2 separate regions of the Homo sapiens genome follow, and region 2 is linked to region 1. A link is a contact called in ENCODE Hi-C or POLR2A ChIA-PET data. All regions are on one chromosome and are shown on one strand. Each heading gives the region's core, a stretch centred on a gene start or an enhancer-like site at or near the end of the contact. The rest is flanking DNA. Distances are from core to core; before and after follow the strand shown.

Region 1 (2,700 bases), core at 201-2,700:
CTATGCTGGGTCTGGTGTGGGTGGAAATCAAACACAAAACACAGATCCCCCCGGAGGCCCCAGAGCGATGAAAGCAACAAACAAGATACGACCAGAGATGGGTTTTGAAGGATGAATAGGAGTTAGCTGAGCTGTCAATAGTAAGAAGTAAGGTTGGTCCAAGGCACAGCGCTTTCTGAAGGAACAGGAAGTGAAAGGAAGGCGAGCGGCTATGAGAGACCGCGTTAAGCGGCACGGGGCGCTTTAGGCGCTGCCCAGTCCCGGCCCCTCCAGCCCGGGGCCCGCCGCTCACCACACGCACCGGAAGCGCTCGGTTCTCCCGGAGGCAGACCGGCCAGCACACTACCATCCAGTCACGTTCCGACGCGACGCCGCGGCCGCCAGCCAATCAGTGGCGGCCTCTGCCCCGCCCCCGCGCGAACAGCCAATGACGGCGCCGTCGGGCCGGAAGTTGTTCCGTCCGGACGGCGTTTCCACGGACGCCCAGGAGACAGCCGGTTGCTGAGCCGGGAGCGCTGACTGGCCCGGCTGGGCAGGGTAAGCGAGGGGAGTAAGGCCGGGGCGGAGTGAGGAAACAAGGGAGGGAGTGATGGAGGGACGCTGGCGCGGCGCCCAGTGGCCTGGCCCTCCCGGGAGTATCCTTAGAGCCCGGCTTGCTGCCCGCCGCGTTCTGGCACTGTGAGGCGCGGAGCCTGCCACCGACCCCTCGCCCCTTTCCTCTGAGCGCCGCCGACCCACCCCGTCTCCCTTTCCCACTGGCACCCTTCATCGTCTCCGCCTGTTCGCTTTTCCCGAGGAGAGAGGCCCCCATTTTTATTTAGCGCCTGCCATGTGCCAGAGGCTTTGCGTAGTGTTGCACTTAGTCCCCTCAACGGTAATGTTAGCAGGCTTCTCCATGCCCATTCCACAGATGAGGAAACCGAAGGGGAAGCAGAAAAGTAATGCGACCCTTGCCCAAGGTTTCGAATAAGTCCAAGCTGGGATTGAAACCCAGGCGTCTGTGACCCCAGAACTCCTGATCTTTCCACTGCACTGTGCCGCCTCGGTGAACAGATGCGGGGAATTTACAGTTTCTCTTTCCACCGCCCACGACTACACAAAATCAGTCACACTGACGCTGAGGGTGGGGAACGGGAAGAGGGTGGGGAGGTTATTTGGAGGCCAGCGGGGGGTGAGGGGTGGCTGATGCAATGACCAGCTAATGGCTCGATTCTCAAGAGGGTTTCATTGGTCTCAACCTGGCCCCCCAGGCAACCCACCCCTGATTGGACAGTCTCATCAAGAAGGTTGGTCAAGAGCTCAAGTGTTTCTGAGAATCTGGGTGATTTATAAGAAACCCTTAGCTGAATGCAGGGTGGGGAGAACGAAAGACAAAAGCATCTTTTTTCAGAAGGGAAACTGAAAGAAAGAGGGGAAGAGTATTAAAGACCATTTCTGGCTGGGCAGGGCACTCTCAGCAGCTCAACTGCCCAGCGTGACCAGTGGCCACCTCTGCAGTGTCTTCCACAACCTGGGTATGTATTGCCATCTTTGCCAGGCTTAGAGCTTGTTCGTGTTTTTAGCAAAGTGCTGAAAACCTTGGTTTAGGGGGTCAGGACTTGTGTCTTAGGATTAGGGTGTTATGCATTTTACTTCTTCCATTGACCCAAAGTTCAGGTGATTCACTGCTCCCATAGGGAACAGAGATCCTGGCTGAGCAGTCGCGGGCTTGGATCCGTAGCTTGCCTCTCAGCACCGTCATGCTGTCTGTCATAATTTTCACTGATGCACCCTCCTTCTGTGCTCAACATCAGAACGTATTGTCATTCTTATTGTGACACCCAAAAGTGTCTCGTGCCTGGCTTCATAGAAATTAATGTCTTTGCCTTTTAAGATAATGTTCATGCTGTTATTTGGCGGGGAAAGCAATCTTTCTTTTAGTGTTTAAAAAAAATGGAACATGATGGGTCCCAAAAGGTGTCAAGAAATCCTTGCTCTAAAGAAGTCATTTTCTTGTCCTCTGGGAACTTGCCAGTCCAAAGGTATTGTCACCTACACTCTGGGGCCAAGATAGAAAGGATGGTATTCTACCTCCTGGTGGTATTCCAGGGATCCAGAAACACTCCTGGGCCACATTCTCTTCTCACCTGCTCCAGAATTGGCTGTCTTGATGCCACCCTTCCCCAGATTGCAGAATCAGCGTGCCCTGATCTCTGTGAGATGATTTTGATGCAACCCAAGTCTTTATCATGTTGTTCTGTTAAACAATTCTATAGTCCTTTCCACTCCTCATCCCAATACAATACCCAGTTTCTTTAAGTGCCTATTATGCTCCTCCACCACAGTGGAAACTTTCAGAATGAGCACAAGATTCAAGTTCTTGAAAAGGGGGAACTGGGGGTTAATTTTCAAGAGGCTTTTTAGCTTTCTCCTTGAAGGTCTGCTGTGATCTGCTGTGGAGTAGGCAGTTTTGCTCTTTACACGCCCAGTACTTTTGTTTAGGGAAGATAATAGAGTACTTCACTGGTTATAACTGCATTTCTTTGTTTCAGAGTGTACTATTTGTTAAACAGGTGAATCTACTTCTCTTAACAAAGTCTCAATGTCCTATTTGCAATTTATGTGGTAAACACTGAAGACAATGGTCCTTAACCTTTTGGCATCTCAGCCTCCTTTCGAAAGGTAAGAAAGCCAGGAGACTGCTCAAAACCATGTACATAC
Region 2 (2,700 bases), core at 83-2,582, 1.5 Mb before region 1:
GCCAGAAAAGGCCCTCAGCAGGGAACAAACCCTGCTACACCCTTGAGTTTAGACTTTCCAGCCTCTAGAATGGAGAGAAGACACATTTCTGTGGTTTAAGCCACCAGCCTGTGGTATTTTCTTACGGCAGCCTGAGCAGACTGATACAGCGTCCTTGACTGATGACCGACCTAGGTCCGGGAAGGTTCATTCCAGGCCAATTCTGATTGATTGAAAGTCATTTCTCATGTGTAAGGAAAAAAACTTGCACTCCTAACTTCTACACACCTTTCTTACCACATTACATTGCATTAATTTAGTGCATATCTCTAGAAAAGGTTAAGTAAAAAGTAATACTGGGGCGGGGGGAAGGAACAGAGGGCCAACGGTCTATCACCTCAAATTCTTCTTGGGTTTCTGACCTAGCAACATTTCTTAACACAAAAGCTGCAGGGGCGAATCAGGGGCAGGAGCCCCAGGTACAGAAACCTGGGGTGCTGATGTCTGTGTGCAAATGTCACTGCCATGCTACCTGGATGCATGGATCCGGTCTGAGGAAACAGAGAAGACATCAACGTTATGCAGTGAACACCAAAGAAGCTCTGAGGTCTAAGGAGTCCCGGGTCTTCTGGGCAGCACACAGGGTCACTGTGATCTCTCAAATGAGACCTACGGATCCAGCGCACACCCAGAGGCACAGACGCAGAATCACGCTGCCCAACAAAGGCAGCACAGCCTCATGGAAACAGTCTCTCTACACCCTCTTCCCACCTAGAAGAAGGACCTCAGACCAAACAGCCTGCCTGAGCCTCAATTTTCTCCTCCATTGGAAAGGGTAAAGGCCAGGCGCGGTGACTCATGCCTGTAATCCCAGCACTTTGGGAGGCCGAGGCGGGTGGATCACTTGAGGTCAAGAGTTCAAGAGCAGCCTAGCCAACATGGTGAAACCCCATCTCCACTAAAAATACAAAACTTAGCTGGGTGTGGTGGTGGGTGCCTGTAATCCCAGCTACTCGGGAGGCTGAGGCAGGAGAATCACTTGAATCTGGGAGGTGGAAGTTGCAGTGAACCGAGATTGCACCACTGCACTCCAGCCTGGGCAATAGAGTGAGACTCCATCTCAAAAAAAAAAAAAAAAAAAAAAAAAAGCGTAAATCCTTTTTTTATTTTTTGCATTGGGCTGTGGTGAGAATCACAGAAAACACATGCAACAGCACTTACTAAATGGGAAAACATTATGCACGAACAGTTAGCATTACACAGCACTTCCCAAACGTTTCTGACTGTTTGACCTCCACATGAAAATAATGGCACGCACGTGAGTGCATACGTATGTCTGCATGTGATTCACACGGCCCCATCTGTGCCAGGACCGTCTCTGGTTAATATCAGGAAGCACCTGCTTCTGCTGCCTCCCTGACACTTCCACTTTCAGTACTTACATCAGTCCTGCAGATGTTCTCCAAATTGCTAAATTTATTAAATTAGATGTAAACTAGAATGGCCCAAGAAGCAACTTTACGGAAAATTCTTACAATTCAGCAATATCATGCAGCCTTTCTGTATGTGTTATCATTCATTACCAATGAGTGAATATTTATGCCGTAACATAACTGCAGCAGTGTAACATATAAAAATTTTAAGACATGAAGGGATACATTAAAAAAAAAAACCGCTGACAGTCTAACTTTAGAGGCAACAGGAAAGAAAGGTTTGATTATTTACAGTTCTCTGTTCAAAACCACAAGGGTTATTCTGTTATTTATTCTCTGTTTTATTCATGTCAACAGGATTTATAACAGATGAATCCATCAAAGGCCAAATTACAGTTACTGCAGAACACTTCCTCCTGTGATGGAACTGTTAGGTTCTACGAGTCATATTGCTAAGAGATACATTTCTGGGAAGGGCAGAAAGTGTTAAGCCCCTTCGCAATATATATATATTTAAGTACAAAATTGTCATTTGTTTGCAAATGATATAGCTGGAAAACAGAAGCAACAGACAGACCATCACAACTAGACTACCACATGCAAATATCAAAAATATGAAACCAACAGCAACCACCTTTCCACTAACAATTAAGCAAATACAAAAAAGAAACAGAGACGAAGACTCCAGCTACCCAGACACAAAAACTACAAAGTGCCTGGGAATTACTGACCTAGTTACAAGGCCTTGATGGAGAAAGCAGAAAACTCTAATAAAAGGCACTGAAGAATGCCCGAAAAAACGGAGGAACCTTTGATGTGGAATGAGATCATATTACAAAGATGGAACTTCGCAGAGCAATGTATAAAGCAGACACAATCTTAAACTGAATTTTTGATGAACTCAATGAACTTAACCTAAAATTTAGGTAGAATAGTAAAAATCGTAGTAGCAGTCTTAAAGGGAGATACTACCCCTTTCCCCATTTGTAAAGTGAGTTTGAATCTGCTTTCATGGCACCAGAACTCAGCTATCATCTAGAGAACATAAATGCACAGCAATCCCAGCACCTACCACTGTGCCTGGCACCTAGGAGGTCCTCAAACACTTGCTGAGAGTAAATGGATCCTGGGAAAAGCACGCATCAGTCACCTTATTAACTGCAACACCAATTAATTACCTGGAAACTGTGAAAAATGTCTCATTAAACCTTTACGTCTCAGCTGCAAAATAATTACAGTCCTAATTGGGCCCCTAATTTTAAGCTCTTCTATGATGCTGTACATTTTC

What was found. A loop is a pair of places that touch in the nucleus more often than their neighbours do. ChIA-PET counts read pairs that join two places held with the same protein, here RNA polymerase II (POLR2A). Pooled maps may share reads with other maps.
Region 2: a loop to region 1 is called in a map with no recorded cell type, with 13 times the contacts of the local background. The contact joins the enhancer-like site here to the promoter of WARS1 in region 1. A Hi-C loop is called at or near these places in 4 of 37 single-sample maps with no recorded cell type and 9 of 50 pooled maps. POLR2A ChIA-PET finds 5 or more read pairs at or near these places in 1 of 52 experiments (endothelial cell of umbilical vein).

Annotation. Positions count from the first base shown.
Region 1 is chr14:100,374,097-100,376,796 of GRCh38, reverse strand. WARS1 (tryptophanyl-tRNA synthetase 1) reads left to right here and starts at 1,450. Exons shown (of 11, transcript NM_004184.4): 1 at 1,450-1,514. It overlaps WDR25 (WD repeat domain 25), which reads right to left and starts at 312. Exons shown (of 7, transcript NM_001161476.3): 1 at 302-312. RefSeq lists silencers at 179-228, 419-478 and enhancers at 989-1,348, 1,359-1,498.
Region 2 is chr14:101,875,368-101,878,067 of GRCh38, reverse strand. The region is part of intron 4 of PPP2R5C (protein phosphatase 2 regulatory subunit B'gamma); the gene reads right to left. Among named protein-coding and RNA genes, the nearest start is that of DYNC1H1, 88 kb to the left of the region's middle. RefSeq lists an enhancer at 1,578-1,647 and a silencer at 1,968-2,037. Within about 2 kb of position 1,332, at least 18 of the 41 ENCODE cell types and tissues checked have a DNase peak (open chromatin) inside an H3K27ac peak, as active enhancers do.